2 separate regions of the Mus musculus genome follow, and region 1 is linked to region 2. The links are chromatin loops, found by intact Hi-C in ENCODE. Cell type or tissue: left cerebral cortex. All regions are shown on one strand. Links, peaks and the distances in the headings refer to the core of each region. The heading gives the core; the rest is flanking DNA. Region 1 holds the start of Dhx34 (DEAH (Asp-Glu-Ala-His) box polypeptide 34). Region 2 holds the start of Inafm1 (InaF motif containing 1).

Evidence for each region. Peaks named below come from ENCODE experiments on the same cell type or tissue, not always from the same donor. Only the 100,000 strongest peaks of a DNase experiment are listed, where the experiment ranks them.
Region 1: a loop joins it to region 2, with 2.1 times the contacts of the local background. A loop is called at or near these places in 9 of 42 quality-filtered maps.

What each region holds. Positions count from the first base shown.
Region 1 is chr7:16,218,004-16,226,328 of GRCm38, forward strand. Dhx34 (DEAH (Asp-Glu-Ala-His) box polypeptide 34) reads right to left here and starts at 4,029. Exons shown (of 17, transcript NM_027883.3): 1 at 3,995-4,029; 2 at 1-947. The coding sequence starts at 695. In left cerebral cortex, for the core only: a CTCF peak has its summit at 4,231 (motif pointing left); a DNase peak (open chromatin) is centred at 4,054; H3K4me3 peaks cover 1,397 bases; H3K27ac peaks cover 987 bases.
Region 2 is chr7:16,268,560-16,276,884 of GRCm38, forward strand. It overlaps Inafm1 (InaF motif containing 1), which reads right to left and starts at 5,133. Exons shown (of 1, transcript NM_001136270.1): 1 at 3,454-5,133. The coding sequence starts at 4,731. The coding sequence ends at 4,339. Ccdc9 (coiled-coil domain containing 9) reads right to left here. Exons shown (of 14, transcript NM_001382411.1): 9 at 8,168-8,214; 10 at 7,935-8,070; 11 at 7,643-7,736; 12 at 7,179-7,551; 13 at 6,697-6,816; 14 at 5,483-5,857. The coding sequence ends at 5,754. In left cerebral cortex, for the core only: a CTCF peak has its summit at 4,265; DNase peaks (open chromatin) are centred at 2,182, 3,059, 3,668, 4,327 and 2 more places; H3K4me3 peaks cover 2,514 bases; H3K27ac peaks cover 2,617 bases.

The sequences.
Region 1 (8,325 bases), core at 317-8,316, 50 kb before region 2:
CTGAGGCTCTCGAAGCCAACGCGCTTGGCCAGTGAGATGCAGGCGATTCTCCGGGGCTGAGTGCATGCCACGTGACTGAAGCCGGCGGCCAGCAAGTACTGGGGCACCTGAGTAGACTTGCCACAGCCTGTGTCCCCGGCCACCACCACCACCTGGTGTTCCTTGAGAGTCTGCAGGATGCGGTTCCCATACTGGGCGATGGGAAGTGCCGCTCGCTCACGCTGCAGTTTGACGAGCCTCCCAAAAGCCTGCTTCTGCTGGAAGTCTAGGTAGTGAAGCAATGCACGGCGGAACTCGGACACTCTCTCGGGCGGCAGCCCCCTGCCGGGCCCATGACGACCCCGAGTGTCTGGGCTGAGAATGGAGAGGTTGATGCGGTAGCGTGGGTCGTAAGTGAGAGGTAGGTCAGCTAAAGCAGCGATGCCATGTTTGGGCATGCCAGGGTCCTTCTCCTTCTTCTGGGAGGTCTTGAGGTGCTGGAATCTCTGCAGGCGTTCAAAGAAAGCCCAGAACTTCTGACACTCCTCTGAACCACGACGGATATAATCCTCATCGCGGAAGAATACATCTTCCAAGAGACAACGAGTCTCTGGACAATTCCAGTCCCATTTCTCCGGGGCCTCTTCCTCCCTGGGAGCTCGATGGTGGTCTCGGTCTCGGTGACCCCTCCCCTCCCTTGTCCTGGGAGGAGGCATGGTTCCTATCAAACTGCTGTCACAGAAACAGTCTCCGTTCTGATCGCTTAGACTAAGTATTCTCACCTAACTCCCGACCCCAGGAACTGCTTTCTCTTCAAAGAGTCACCTCCCCTTTCCATGTACAGAGGCTCTGTGGACGGCAGGGTGGGTAGCCAGGGGCCTGGTGGGTAGGTGGAGCTGCACAAAGCGCTTCATGACTCCTGCAGTGGTCTCTGGAAGGGACAAGGGTCCATTCTGGACTTCCAGGTTCTGGATGTTTGGAGAAGAAAAGAGAAGATATATATCCATTCACTTTTAGAACATCAGTTAAAAGCCTGTTGTTCTTCAAGCTCTGGACTAGGAGGAGGAGGAGGCCATAAATGCTACTACATGTTGGTCACATGATCAGTCAAAGGGGAGTCTTGTAAGGAAGACAGAAACAACGACAATAGGCAACAGACTTCATCTGGGGTCTGTCGGGCTTCACAACACTGAATGGCGTCCCTGGAAAATGAACGGAATGTATCTGTGGTGTTAGGGATTGGTTTTGCCTGCCTGGCACATGCCATCCTTTACCTGGCAAGTTTCCATCCTCCTTCAGAGAATAGCTCATCACATACACATGGCTCTCAGGGTTTAAGCAAACAACAAAGGCCTGGCCAGCCATGGTATTCCTTTTGGTCTGAGGAATGGACACAAGTCCCAGTCAGGTCCCTACTCTGGAATTTGCACCTGGTCGCTAGGAGAGAGAAGCCCTCTGTTTTTATCTAACCAGACGAGTTGGGTTAAACCTGAACCCATTCAGAGTAGCTCTAGGGCATGAGTCTTTCCTAGATATGTACCTCCGACAAAACCCTGCCTGTGGACACAGTGGTCTGACCACTGTGAGGGGGCGTAGGAGACGCCTGGTGATATCACCAGTGTGCAAGGCTTAGTTCCTGCCAACACTCCGCTTCTTGGCTAAGTAAGAAAATGCCTTCCACTGCCCTACAGTGTTGAGATAGAGCCCGGCCCCTCACACATGATACACAAGTGGTCCACCACTGAGCCATTCTGCTTGAAGTCAGAATCTCTCCGGTCAGCTGAAGAAAAATCACAATGAAGGACATAGCTGTGTGCCCAATTTTCTGGAGGGAAGTCCCTCATTCTTCCTTTTTGTATAAGTTATATCTTATTCTGTATATGTGTTTTGCCTGCGTGTGTGTATGTGTACCAATGACGCCCTTGGAATCCAGAAGGCGCCAGATCCCCCTGAAAGTAGACTCACAAGTGGTTGTGAGCCACCATGTGGGTACTGGGAATTGAACCTGGATCCTTTGGGAGAGTAGCCCATGCTCTTAACCGCTGAGCCATCTCTCCAGCCCTTCATTCTTCTTTCCTAAAAGGATTTATCAGGACAATGAGATGGCTCAGTGACTAAGGGCATTTGCCACCAAGCTTGGTAAACAGAGTTTGAGTCTTGGAACCCATATGGGAAGAAAGAGCTGACTCTCTCAAGTTTTCCTGCCTTACACACACACACAAATAAATAAAATTTAATATGTGGGGGCTGATTATGATTTTAAGAGGCCCACACACTCCCTTGGTAAAGGACCTGGAGACAAGCAGGTCATCAGGTTTGAATCTGATCAGTTACCACAAGCAAACAAGTTTATCTGAAGTGGTTTTCTTCATCTATAAAATGGGAGCAGTATCATCAAATATCAAAAACACTGTCAAAGAGGCCAAACGGCCACTATTACTCAGGTTTAATGCTTTCTCTCCACAAGAAGAGATTCCAACACATGGAAAACAGCAAAGGCACAGAGCATCCAACCAGGGGGGAAAATAACACAAAAGGCCAGGAATTCTCTCTCGATGGCATTAGCAAACCCAACTCAGCCTTCATTCTCTCAAGGGTCATCATGAAAGAGCCCAGAGGTTGGCTTTATGCAGTCACAGGGGTGGGAGGGACTTGGTCCCCTCTTGGGAGTTGTTAGAGCTACCTTTGAGTGTCCAGGGAGGAAGACCTTGTGAGTCCCACAAACATAGCAGACACTGCAGAGTACAACACTTCTGAGTAAAGACTGAAGCTCGGTGATGACAGGACTGAGAGAACTCTATTCTAGAAGGGAATGAGGACCAGGCCTTGGAAAGCTGCTAGAAGATGGAGCCAGTGATCCTCAGAAAAAGACTGGGACAGTAAGGAGGAGAAAGCTCCTTCTAGGCAACAAAAACCCTGACTCACACTAGGCCCAACATCAGCACCCATGGCTGCCAATGGGTCTGTTCCCTCGGGCATTTTACTCCTTCATTTGGTTTGGGGTCTCAGGTAGTTTAGCCTAACCTTGAACTCTCCACACAGATAAGCATGACCTTGAACTCACTCACCATCCAGTCTCCACCACATAAGTGCTGGGACTGCAAGTAAGCACCATTATGTCCAAGTATGGCTTACCGGGCCATCTTCCCAATACCTCTCTTTCTATTTCTCTATTTCTCCCTCTCTCCCCTCTCTCTCCTCTCTCTCTCTCTCTCTCTCCCTCCCTCCCTCTCTTCCTCAGACCTCCATTTGAATTTCTCCACTTTCTCCATCTTGTTTCAACTTTTCCTCAAATTTATTTATTTTTGGAGACAAGAGTCATCCTATGTAGACTGGGTTGGCCTTTAACTCACAATCCTCCTGCTTCAGCCTCCTGTGCTCAGATCCAGCACCTAGCTCCCGGCCCTCTATTTGTTTACAGTTCTCCAGTCAATACTTTTATCTACCAATGGTGCCTTTCTTTACAGCTACCACTCCGGTATTTCTGTGTAGTCTCAATCACATATGTATACATATATGTTCACTTTCTCACAACATTAAGACTATTTCCACTCTATTTTGCTAAGCTAAATAAGCAGTGCGAGGAACGCAAATCTGGGGTGCATTTCTTCCTTTCGCCATTTTTCAGCACGACTCTACTATCACCTCCAACTTTCAAGGTTCTGTTTCAAACTCCATCTTTTCATAACTGTGGGTCTCACCACCATCCAGGCTTTCTTGCCAATCTCTTCCTGGCGCCCTTGTGAGCCTCTCTTGCAGGCACCCCATCACCCTGGTCCCCTTTTCTCTCCCTTTCTCAGAAACTTGTTCCCTCTGTGGTTTCAGTTCCGGGCCTCTTGGTCCTCCAGCTTCTAAGAATCGCGCACCGCCAGAGCTCTCTGGGTCCTGGCACATTCCTTCATTAAAATTGGGGTTCTCTTGACTCCCCTGCTCGCTCGGAACTATAGCCCCACACAAATCCTGCACCAGGGACCAAAGCCACGCAGACACCCCGCACACACGCCCCGCCCCTTACCTCCGAAATAGCACGGACGCCTCAACTTCCGGTCCTAAATGGTCTGCGCCTGCGCACGCTCCCGCCACTCTCCAGACTGCGCATGCGCAGATCGCGAAAGCGCGACCTGGCCTCTCCGTACAATGAAGCCCAATAGGGAGTAGCGGGCGGGCCAATGCCCATCGCACAAAGCGCTCTTGGGCACCTGGCTTCAGGCAGTGTTTTGGGTGATTTGACGCCCTCTAGAGGCCAGAGGAGGGGTTATAGGTAAGTGCCAGTCCCTAGCCGTGTCCTCTCCACAGCCCTGTAAACCCAGAATTACTAGAAAGTCAAAAGTTTCGGGTCCAAAAAACAAAACAACGCACGCCTCTAATCCCAGCACTTGGGAGGCAGAGGCAGGCGGATTTCTGAGTTCGAGGCCAGCCTGGTCTACAGAGTGAGTTCCAGGACAGCCAGAGCTACACAGAGAAACCCTCTCTCAAAAAAACAAACAAACAAACAAACAAAAAGTTTAGGGTCAGCAAGGGAGCTCAAACACTATTAAAACAGTCCCGTGACTGGGCGAACTAGTGCACGCCTTAAATTCCAGCACTTGGGAGGCAAAGGGAGGTGGATCTCGGTAAGTTCAAGGCCAGCCTGGACTACATAGTGAGTTCAGGTCATCCAGGACTACATATCTAGACCATCTCAAAAACCTAATTAAATTAATAAGACAGTCATGTGGTCACTCTATCACTATAACTCACTAATAAATAATCAGATGTAACCCCAGCAGCCTTAAGCCAGGGACCAGCTCTGTGCTGATCAGTCTTGTGTCCCCTTAAAGCCCTCTCTAGAGCCACACATGTTAAATTAATGACTAAATGGGTGAGAAAAGACTCCAGAGAAAACTACACAGTACTCCTCGATGTGCCAATCACTGGGGAACTGAGCCTCAGTTTCCCCATCGATAACCTAAGAAAACTTGTTGCAAAAAAAAAAAAAAGTCGCTGAAAAGCATATATAAAAATATATAGGCCAGGCTGGGTTGTAGCCAGGTTTTGAGTTCTCTGTTTCCTCTTCTGGTTTCTCTGTGCAGCTCACTTTTTCCCCCCATTCAGATATTAGTGCACTGAAGCTGTCATCTCTGACCTTGCTTCTAAAAGCAGCTCCCTCCACAGAGCGGGCATTATTGCTCAATATTTTATTTCTTTGCTTATTCATGTATTTCAGACAAGAACTTTCTCCTTTGCCCAGGCTCCAACTACTCATCCTTCCACCACCGCCTCCTGAGCGCTGGAATGTTCTTCACCCCGTCCTATTTAATCTTACTTTTGTGACTATCTCTGTGTCCTCCAGTAAGATGTGTGCTCCGTAAAAGTGGAGAACTCTTCTGTTTTGTTCACCAAAGTCTCCTCTGTGCAGAGAAAGAACCCCAGACCTTAAGAATGTACCCCTCCCCAGGTAGTACAATACTAAGGGTAAAGAAGACATTTGGGGGCTGGTGAGATGGCTCAGTGGGTAAGAGCACCCGACTGTTCGTCCGAAGGTCAGGAGTTCAAATCCCAGCAACCACATGGTGGCTCACAACCATCCGTAATGAGATCTGATGCCCTCTTCTGGAGTGTCTGAGGACAGCTACAGTGTACTTACATATAATAAACAAACAAACATTTAAAGAAAAAAAAGACATTTGGAAGCATATAATCTAAATCAATGATTTACCAAGGGACTTATATTCACAGCAAGCAGTAAAAAGAAAGTTTATGCACCTTTTTTTTTTTGAGACCGGGCCTCATGTAGCCTAGGCTAGCCTTCTTATGTAACTGAGGATGGGCTTGAACTCCTGGCCCTCCTGTCTCCACCGTCTGAGTTCTGGTCTCCCACGTTTGTATCAACACCAGCTATTTTAGTTGGTGCAAAGGATTGGTCCCTAGGCCTCATCTAAGCTAGGCAAACAAGGAACACGGAAGACGGAGGGGAGGAAGCAGCCTGGCAATGAGACAGAGAAATAGGGTGGATCGTAGACACACACCAGGGCTAGGACTCAGGCTTGGGAGCTGAGGTGGAAGGGAGCCATGGAGGAGTTTCAGCAGAGGAAGCATTGTAGACAGTATCTGCTGTCCATATGAAAAACAAACAATGGCGAATTGTGTTAGTCAGGGTTCTCTACAATAATGGAATTTACAGACTGAATCTCTTTGTCTATAATATATAGAAAGGGGATTATTAGAATGTCTTACAGGTTAGGGTCCAACCACTAAACAATGGCTGGCTATAAACAGAAAGTCCAAGAACCCAGAAGTCACTCAGTCCATAAGACTGGCTGTCTCAGCTGGTCTTCAGTAGATGCTGAAACCAGGACACTGGAATTCTGTGGGACTGTGATAGGCAGCCTATTTTGGTTGAGTGGGGCTTGTTCCAGTGACTCAGTAGAGAACTCTACAAGGGACAGAAAAGCAAGCCACGTTCCCAGAGACAGGTGCCTGACACCACAGAGCCCCCAACTCCATAATTCTGTGACTATCAGTCACGCAGACAATGTCCCAAGCTTCTGGCATTCTGGCTAGACTCCACCCCCACAGTTACCTGACTAAGCCAGGTATGCTCCTCCCCACAGTTACCTGATAGCCCAGCCCACTATCAGAGGGGCTGCTTGGCCCCTCCTTGCTCTCTTTAGCCCTCACCTTTTTTACTCTCTAGCCCTCCTCCTCTCTCTCCCTTCCCTCTCCACGTGGCCATGGCCGGCCTCTCTCTCTCCTTCTACCTTCTTTCCTTCCCTCTGCCTTTCTACAATAAAGCTCTAAAACCATAGACTGTCTCTGCTCATCAAGGCCCGCCGTGCTTGAACGATGGGATAGGCTTTCCCCTAAAGAGCCATGTCCAACCTCCCGCCGGAAGGCCATCCTGTGCTCCAGCCATGGAGCGGACCAAGGACTCTCGCCTGCCTGGAAACCATCCAGCGCCTCCTCTCCCCCTGCCCTCTCCTCCTGCCCTCTCCTCCCTTTGGCCCCAGGGCTCAGTGCTGCCCCGGAGCCCCCATTCTATTCTCAGCTCTTCCGTGGTATCCAGCGTGGGATGCTGGAGGCTGGGAACCTGGTGCCTAGGACTGCCCCTTGTCCACCACCGCCGAGTGGGGTCATTGGCTTCCCACAGCCAGACACCCACCCGGGGCCGCATGGAAAGCATGCGGCACTCCTCCCATGTGCGCCTGCCCAGAGCACCGGAACGCTGGCAGGACGCGGGTTCTTTCCCACTCCCCTCTTTCTCCCACACCCACGGCCCTGCAGAATTCCAAAAAAAGTGGGCTCTAATGCCAGAGAAGGAATGGACTTGCTAGCAAGGCAAGAGAAAGCAGACAAAGACCAAAAGCAAGCATCCTTCTTCCATGTCTTTATATAGACTCCCAGGAGAAGGCGGGGCCCAGATCAAAGGTGTGTTTTCTCACCTCAAGATCCAGATCAAAAGTGGTGTCTTCACTCTTCAAGACCTAGATCAAGGAAGGGCAGTGGTGCTGCAAAATCTGTCAAAATGGCAGCTAGCCACTCCTTCCCATCCCAGCCTACAGCCACCTGCCCTAGCAGGAGTTGTCAAAAATGGTAGCTCCTATCAAAATGGTGGCACCATGACATCTCTGCAGCCTGCAGCCATCACAGGAGCTGTTCACAGTGGTCCACCTTTCCTGCCGCAGACTACAGCTTTGGTGAAACACTCTGCAGGAGCTGTCCCACGGGAGCTGTCCACAGTAGCAGTACCTCCTTTCCAGCCTTCCTGAGCAGCATCCCGAGAGATGGAGCCTCAGCCAGAGCCACCTGTGGACGGGATCAATTTCCCATCCTAATCCATGGGCCCCATGCAGGGGAAAGGCAGTGAAAAAAGCCCCCAATCCCTGAACAGGAAAACCCACAAGTCCCTGAGCTTCTCATAAAAACCCACCAATACCTGAGTCCCCCCAAGCTCAGGATTTACACCAATCCTAGTAACTTTAATTTTTTTCAAATCCTATTTTTAATGATGGTTCTTAAACTCTTTAACTTTCTTATAGCCCACCACCCACCAGAGGTACTGGAAAAGAAAGTATATGGGGCAGGGGGAGGGGGAGTGTGAGAAATGAACTTATCTTAAAGGGTTCTTTGGAGATTTCTCATCTGTGTTGTCTGGAAATCGGCAGTTCAGTTCACAGGTTAGCAGTGGCAGCTAGATCCATTTGCAAACACTTCATGGAAACACTGAGAGTGGGGATAGCAAACACAGATCAGCAATGGTGGCACTACCTAGCAGAGACAGCCAGGCCTCAGCCTCCGCATGAGTCAGCTGGAGGGACCAGGAGGCAGGCCAGGAGAAGTTCTCAACTGTGCCTCTCTCAGGGAAGT
Region 2 (8,325 bases), core at 113-8,112:
CAGCCGTGGACCCCCAATCCATGGGATGGTGCCACCCACAGGGTGAAGGTCTTCCCAGCTTGGGTGATGACTTTCCCACATCATGCCCAGAGGCTTGTCTCCTAGGTGACTCTAGAGCTCACCAAGTTGAGGACCAAGAGGAACACAGCAAGGCTTTGTATATATGTTTGCCAGGTAGGCAAGCTCAAAGGCATGTCTCCACCGAGGTGTGGCGTCCCATGGCGGCTGTTTTTCCTGTATGGTAGAGTGGTTGAATGAGTGAAGTCCACTGCTTACAGGTCGAGTCACTGAACATAGCTGAAGGAACATGGAACACACTGCAGTTGCCAAGAATAGCACTAATGGGGTAAGCCACTGTGGCAACCAGCATCCTCTATGTTAGCCTCTGACTTGGTGGGTGGGCTTGCCTCTGATACCTCAGAGTAAAACTGATGGGGTGGAGGTAAGACAGAACAGCTGGGTTGCCATTTTCATGGCTGGAGAGCCAAAAGTTAGAGTGTATCAGTTAGATGGGTGCTTAAAAGCCATTGACTTGAAACCCAGAGTATGAATCAAGATTGAGGCCGGGCGTGGTGGTGCACGCCTTTAATCCCATCACTCAAGAGGCAGAGGCAGGTGGATTTCTGAGTTTGTGGCCAGCCTGGTCTACAAAGTGAGTTCCAGGACAGCCAGGGCTACACAGAGAAACCCTGTCTCGAAAAATCAAAAAAAATTTAAAAAATAAAAAATAAAAAGAATCAAGATTGAGGAAGATGAGGACAGAAGGGCTAGAGAGATGGTTAAGTGGTTAAGAACACCATCTGCTCTTCCAGAGGATCTGAGTTAAATTCCCAGCAACCACATGGTGGGTCACAACTATATAATGTTTTCTTCTGGTGTGTATGAGTACACAGCTACAGTGTACTCATATAAATAAATCTTGAAGAAGAAGGAGGAGGAAGAGGAGGAGGAGGAGGAGCAGGAGCAGGAGGAGCAGGAGCAGGAGGAGGAGGAGGAGGAGGAGGAGGAAGAGGAGGAGGAGGAGCCAGCCCTTGGATGCAATGCTTAATAGAGAGAGAGAATCCAGGATTCAACACACCACGGGCAGCACAAGGGGACAGTGACAAGCAAGGAACTGTCAGATCTGCAGAAGGAGCTGCAGATCTGTCACCTGGCTTCTAAGACTTAGAGACGTGGGGACTTATGGCAACCGCCTGGCTGCCATGGTGGCAGAACTGAGCAGCGGAGCTGCCTGTCCCTCCTCAGGAGGAAAGGTGCATAAGCTGAGACAATCTGAGGGAAAGCAGTCCCCACAGGCTGGCTTCTCAGGGACACTAGGGAAAGCGGAAAGACAGGTATTCCTGAGGGAACACAGCATGAGGGCACTATCTGAAGCTCAGTTCACCGGGCCAGCAGAACCATGCTCTATGAAAGTTAAGGGAGATGATCCTGCCAGGTCCAAAGGAAACTCAACTTCCCCAAGTTCCCATGGTGGTTAGATCAAAGCCAGCTTTCCTCAGAAATTCCTCTACCAAAAGGAGACGTTCTCCTTATCACCTTACCACCTGCAGAAGGGACACGTGGCTCTCTGTGATGCTTATTAGCCTACCCATGCTGACCTCAGACTCCCTCAGTATCTATCACAAGTGCCCGGTACACATTTCAGAGTCTGTGTCAGCATCCTGGCCCTTCTCAGCTCTCCTCAGCTCCTCCCCTACCATGACTCCCCCAGCTCCTGGCTCCCTTCCTCCAGCTGCTCATTCTCCCCATAACCCTGCCGTTCCCACTGTGTGTCTGCTCTCTAGTCTTCCTGTCTTAGTCCTTTGTCTTGCTCCTTCTGGGTCCCTCTACCCCACCATGGCCATGTCCATGTCCAGTCTACTGCCTTCTCTCTCTGTTCTAGACTCTTCCAGAAGCCTCTGGATGATCTCTCTCTCTCTCCCCCCTCTCTCTCATCTACAATAAAAACCTTCCCTTCAGCTATACCACGGGGTGGTCATGCCGTAATGTCATTTATACAGATCCAAGAGGACCGCCTATATGGCGCAGTGAATAAAGATGTCTGTGGCACAAACCAGAAAACTCCAGAGTTCAATGCCCAGGTACCATAGTGGAAAAAGAAAACCAACTCCAAGAAGTTATTCTCTAACCTCCCCATGTGCACACATGACTAATAACAGCAGGAGGTTGATTCCACAAGACTGCGGCATGGTATAGGATTCTAATGGCCTTGCCGAGGAGGCCCAGGGTGTGATCTCCAAGGCATGAGACCCTCTAGAAAATGTGAATGACTGAAGTGGCAGCATGAGCCAGAGCCTCTGATCTGCCTGGCTGTGCGGTTGCTTGTAGATCATTCAGGTTACACCAAGGTCTCGGCTGTATGAACTGTCAGTCATCTGGCAGATCCAGCGTTGTGGTGGTGTAGCTGCCTTTGAGTCACCCACACCCTCCTATAATTAATGCCCACCCCCCAAATAAATTCACTTGGCAGTGCCCTGTCTGGGTGAGGAGGCATTTGCTCCTGTCTCCCCAGGAAAAAAATCAGCATAGCACAAATGTCATCCTCTGCTACACAGCAAGTTCAAGGCAGCTTGGATTATAGGAGATATATAGATATATAAAGGTGATGAAAATTAGTTTTTTAACAAAGCCATTAATTAAATGTTGAACTAGTAATTAAGATAAATCAGGCTTGACAGTGTGCCAAATTGCAGGTCCATAGTCCCTTAGCTGAGGTCTTCAGGGACAGATGCATTTCGGAACTCAAGGCTGATCCAATTTTAGAAAGGCCATTCTGTACCTATTATGCAAACTCCCAGGGGCCTGAGGCAGGCACTGTCCACTTCCCCTGTTGGACATGGTAATGTCTTTTTGCAGCAAAATGTGTGTAACAGTCACACTGGGAGGGAATAAATAAAAAATATAAATAGCTTGGTATGAACTGATTTGTCATCATGTGAGAGGTAAAATTATTCCATACCCCTGTCACCCCCAAAATGGTTAAAGTGGTCAGAGCTAGTCAGAATTCAAAGCCCACAAGCTGGACTTTGCATAGAGGTACACATCTGCAATCCCAACCCTTAGAAGACAGAGGAAGGAGGTCTGCTGAGAACCCAAATCCCTTGCCACAAAGTGGGAGGGGGTGACTCAGTGGGAAAGCACTAGAGAGACGGTGTGAGCCAGTAGACACAGGAGCACGGTGACAATATGGAGACACTCTAAAAACAGAGAAAGAGAAAAGCAAAGAGAAGGTAGCAGAGGGACACAAAAAAGGTTGAGGGGCCAAGGGGCTGGAGGAAAAACCAGGAAGCAGAAGGGAGGCCAAAAAGGACAGGCAAGAGGACCCCTCCCCCCAACTCACTGCTTGGTGGTGTGCAGTCTTTGAGCTGACAGGCTATGCCCAGGGATACAGGCTGTGACTCTCTGAAAGGGCTGAAGGACAAAGTGGAGACAGAGCAGAAACCAACGCTGTTCTCAGGTTTCGATCACTAGTTTAATTCTGAGCAACAATGTGTTGTCTTCCTTTTACAAGACCAGAGAGATTTAAGTACATTGCTGTACATCATCCCGTGGGGGATGCTGGTAGGACAGAAGGGAACCAGCAGGACAGGTAACACTCCCATCTGACAAGAGGCCTCAGGTTCCTGATGCTGTCCAGCCTAGGGGGAAGGCAGGCCATAAAGGAAACCCCTTCTTGCAGCTGGCCAGCAGAGTATATCCCAGGCCTGCCTACGGCCAAGCCACAGTCATGGGTAAGGGAAAATGGACTCAATCGCATGACTTCTTTATCAGAAGCTACACCAGTCTCAACATGGCACCAACAGCAATGCAGACCAGTTTTGGTTTGGTTCAGCTATATGCTCCACACTTCCAAAGCAGCAAATGTCACCACCCAAACCAGGACAAGCTAGCTTACGGGTGACATCCTCTACCCCTGCCATTGCAAACTATACCAACTGCAGTTTCCAGCACGCACCACTGTCTCCGAAGCTATACGAGATGACACCCCGAAAACTGGTAAGGCCTTTACAGTATCTGACCTTCAATGGCCCCGAAAACTGGCAAGCCGCTTCTCCCCATTCCAACCCAAAAATTACATGTGAGCAATGAGAGAGGAAAGCCTTTAAGGCCGCGCGGCCACGGAGCTAGAAGGGACCAGCGGCCGAGGCCAACGACCACAGACCAGGTAAGCCAGCTGAGGCTGGAGTTTATTGCCGATGAGCGCTGAGTCCCGGGAAGGAGCAAGGTGGAATAAGGTCGGGCAGGATCAGGACCGCGGCAAGGAGAGAGGCGGCGCCGCGCAGGCGAGGCCCGGTGGTGCAGATAGACAGACGCAGGCCACGGTGGGGGCGGGCCAGACTATCCAGGCGCTCGGCGCGCGGTCTCCCGCGTCGCTCCCGGAGCTGGGCGGCGACTGTGGCGGCGACTCCGTGGCAGTCCTGGCTGCGGTCGTGGCCCGCCGGAGGCCCCAAGCAAACAGGATGCGGGTGCGGCCGGAGGCGGGGCGGGCGGTGCTGCTCGAGCACACGGAGCGGCCGCAGCGCTGGGCAGGGGGTCGGCGGGGCCCGCAGGCGGCCGCGTGGGAACCCAGATGAGCCCGTAGTACACAGCAAGCAGCACAGCGGCCAAGGACACACACAGGAAGTAGGCGCAGACAGGGGCGAGCCGCAGCCATCGGCCACGGGGACCCTCGCTCAGCCCCGTACCACCCGGGCTCTCGCCACCACTGCCCACGCAGCTCGAGCCCCGCATCGCGCTGCCCACTCAGCCTGCACCGACCCCGCCCCCACCCCAGGACCGCCTCAAGCAAGCCACGCCCCTTCCAGGACCACGCCTTGTCAGACAGCACCCCCCCCCCAGCTCAGCTACATCCTAGACACGCCCCTACCGCCTCTGACCCACCACTATCAAGATTTCTTAGCTCTACCCCCTCAAGGCCACGCCCACTCGCTCTTCTCCCGCCCTAGCTGTCACATTTCCAACCGCCTATTCCTGTTTTCTACCTCAGCCCTCTCCGCGCTAATCGAACCCCTTCCTTCTTCGACCGACTGCAGCTCTGCACACTAGCATCCCTCTGCCCGCCGGAGCTAAGGTTCCTACTCTGTTGAAGCCGGAGGCCTACGGAGCTTCTGAACGCTAGCCCCGCCCACCGAGCCCCGGCCCCGGCCCTCCCAGTCTCACATCCCTGGACTACTACGAGAGTTCCGAGACCCAGTTCCCTCCATCACCCCTGCTGGCCCCTTCCCCAGCAACTCCGCACCAGCGTAAACTTCTGTTCCCTAGAGGCGAGGGATCCAGGGTGGACTGCAGGGAGGAGAGCAGCCAGCCTGGGAGCCAGGCAAACCTGCGCTGCCGCCCCTCCCAGCAGCATCTTCAGGACTGCGAGACGGCCTGCGGGGTGGGAGGAGAGAGGTGTGAGGATGAGAGGAGCACTCTCGTCCCGCCTCTTCCGCCAGCCAAGCACAGCAGCCTAGCCTGATCAGCTAGCAGCACAGTTCAAAGGTTGGCGGTAGCACGCGTTTAATTCAATCCCTAGCTGCAGGTTCCTGCACACCCAGGCCTCACAGGGACTGACTCCGAGGGTTCGACCAGACGAGTGCGGTCGGACTGGCACCACTGGGTCCTCAGCGAATTTAGAAGACTCCCCTCGGGCCGGGCTCGTTGCTAACCTGCTTCCTCCCCCACTAAGTTTAACCCTGGCCTGGACGGAGTGTAGCAGAAGCAGAGGAGCTGAAGGTTAGTACAGAGCGAGGCACCCTGGTCTGCTGGCGCTGTCAGCGGGCAGCCCCCGGCGGCGGAGCAGCCGCCACCACCTTGCAGAAACGCACCCTCTGGAAGTCTGTGATCTCCGCCGTCTCCTGGCCCTCGGGGCCCACCTCTAAGGAGACAAAAAGCGGTAAATGGAGGACCAGCCTGCCCGACCCACCCTATCCCGCACCTCAGTCAAACCCACCTACAACTTGGCCTCCAGCTTACTCGACCCTCAGGAGGCCCCTGAAGCAGGAGCCCCTCCAATCTAACCCTGTTGACTACTGGGAAGTGCTAGTGTAATGAGCTCATCCACTCCTCCCAGGACCCCAAACTATCCTGTTTGGCCTGGCCCCTTTCCGAAGATGTCCTTGGCTTCCACTCTCACTATTCCTTTGACAGCCTTTCCTGGCCTCTGCTCCACATCTTATTCTACTGCAGGGGAACTAAAAGATGAACACAAGCAGTAACCTGGCTGATCACGTTAAAGTGACCAAGATCAGTCTCTTGCTTCTACTACGTGGGATCTAAAATCCCACTATGGTCTGACCCAAAACCGCTAACCCTGCCTTCAGATAAGTCTTAAGAGCCGGCTCATTCATTAGTTAAAGTCGTTCCTACCTTTAATTAACCATGTTTTACTTTTACAGGATCTCTAACCAAAATCCAGTTTCAAGCTCAAAATCCTATCGCGTCACCCTCTTACCTCTGGGAATATTCAGATTTCAAATCCCACTTTTAGCTCCTTCCCTGAGCCCAACTTCTTCCTTGCCCAGCGTTCAAAGTTATTCACAATTTCTATTGGCTGGGGCCTTAGGGCCCACCCTTTGCACCCCAAAGGCTTGACTCCAGGCCAAACCCAGCACAGCACCTGACTCAGCTCATGCCCTGTTCTAAGCCCTCACAGGACCCACTCCTTTTCTATCCCCAAGCCCTTCCCTCCCCAAGGAAGGCAAGCAGGCCACCCACCTCCACCAGCTTCATGCATCCCACCTGGAGATGCCTCAGGCCCCTCTTCTTCAGAAGACTTCGGGGTTCCTGCCAAGCTGGGCCCGCTCTCCAAGGAGGCAAGGGGTGGCTGGTCACCTCCTGGAGAAGGGGAGGCTCAGTCAAGCCCCTCCTTTTCCAAATGTCTCTCCATATGAGGGGAGCAAGGGGGTTCAAGGACACAGTGGGGTGGGTGTCATTTAAGGAAGTGAACTTTTTATTGGAGAGAGGCTCTGAACCAGCAAGAGCAGGCTTTGGGAACTGAGATAAGGGCAGGAAGCAGGCACCAACTGCCCTTCTCTGCCACGGGGGTTGAAGGAGGTGTGGGCACAGCCACACCCTTGTGCACACAAACACACACACAAGCAGCCAGTTTCAAGCATTCGCAAAAGGCCAGGCCTCACCCGAAGAGTGGGTACCAGGTAAGTGGGCAGTGCCGGGAGAATTCAGTTCCATCTCCTCACCCCAGTCAGACACAGGCTGGTGGTCCTCAGAGGGTGAGAAGGGGATGGGAGGTTCAACAGGGACTGGGGACAGCAACTCCTGGGACCCGGCAGGCACAGGGTCCACCTGCTCACAGGTGGGCTTCCCAGCAGGCTCAGCTTCAGGCTGGTGATCAGGAACAGTTGCTGCTTCCTGGTCCTTAGGACCCTCTTCATCCTCTTCAAACTCTTCTTCCTCTTCCTCCTCCTCCTCAGTAACATCTTCACTCACGTCCTCCCACTCTTCATCCTCCTCATCTTCCCCCTCTTCTTCTCCCTCCTCCTCTTCCCCCACATCTTCCTCACCATCTTCCTCGGGAGGCCGATGAGCTGGAGCTGGGGTCTCAGAAGCCTGCTGGGAACACAGGCAGATCAAGGAAGTGCTTGGGACCTGTCACCCACAAAGCCCCATGCACACGCCCTACCTCATACCTGCTCTGCCTTACCTGTGTGGGTGTCTCCTCCAGGGATATGGACTGAGAGGACTCGGGGGCCGAGGACACAGCTTCCTCTCTTGTCTCCCAGCGATTATCGTGGTCACTGGAGTGGACAGAGCAAAGGGGTGAGGGATGGGATGTACTTCTCTTCAGAGAACATCTGGCATGTTGCACTGAGGGCAAAGGGGGCAGGAGACACAGAGCCAAGACAGAGCACTGTACCCTCAAACTGAAGCCAGACAAGACTGCACACACCCAAGCATGCTGAGGAGGGGAATGTCCCAAGGGAGGGGCACCCCACCTATAGGCACGAGGGGCCACCTTGGCCTGAGGTCGGCTGTTCTTTCTCCTTCTGCGGCTGCTGACTTCAGCTTTGTGCTGAGAAAGGAACTCTCCAAAAGTGGGAGGCTTAGGTGGTCTTGCCCAAGCTTGGTCATCTACAACAGAACCCAGATCCAAGGATTTAGGGAAGAAGGACACAGCACATGCCACATTCAAACCCCACTGCCTAACCCTTTCCAAGATAACACTCACCATAGCGGTGGGACAGTTCATGGGTAGGGGCTGGGCCATCCTTGAACCTAGGAAAAGAGAACAGAGCCAGCAATAGCTGAGGGAACTAAGGAAAGGCAGAAGGAGAAAGCAGGGCAGAGGCAGGACCAGAACAAACCAAAGCAGCTTCAAAGGGGCTA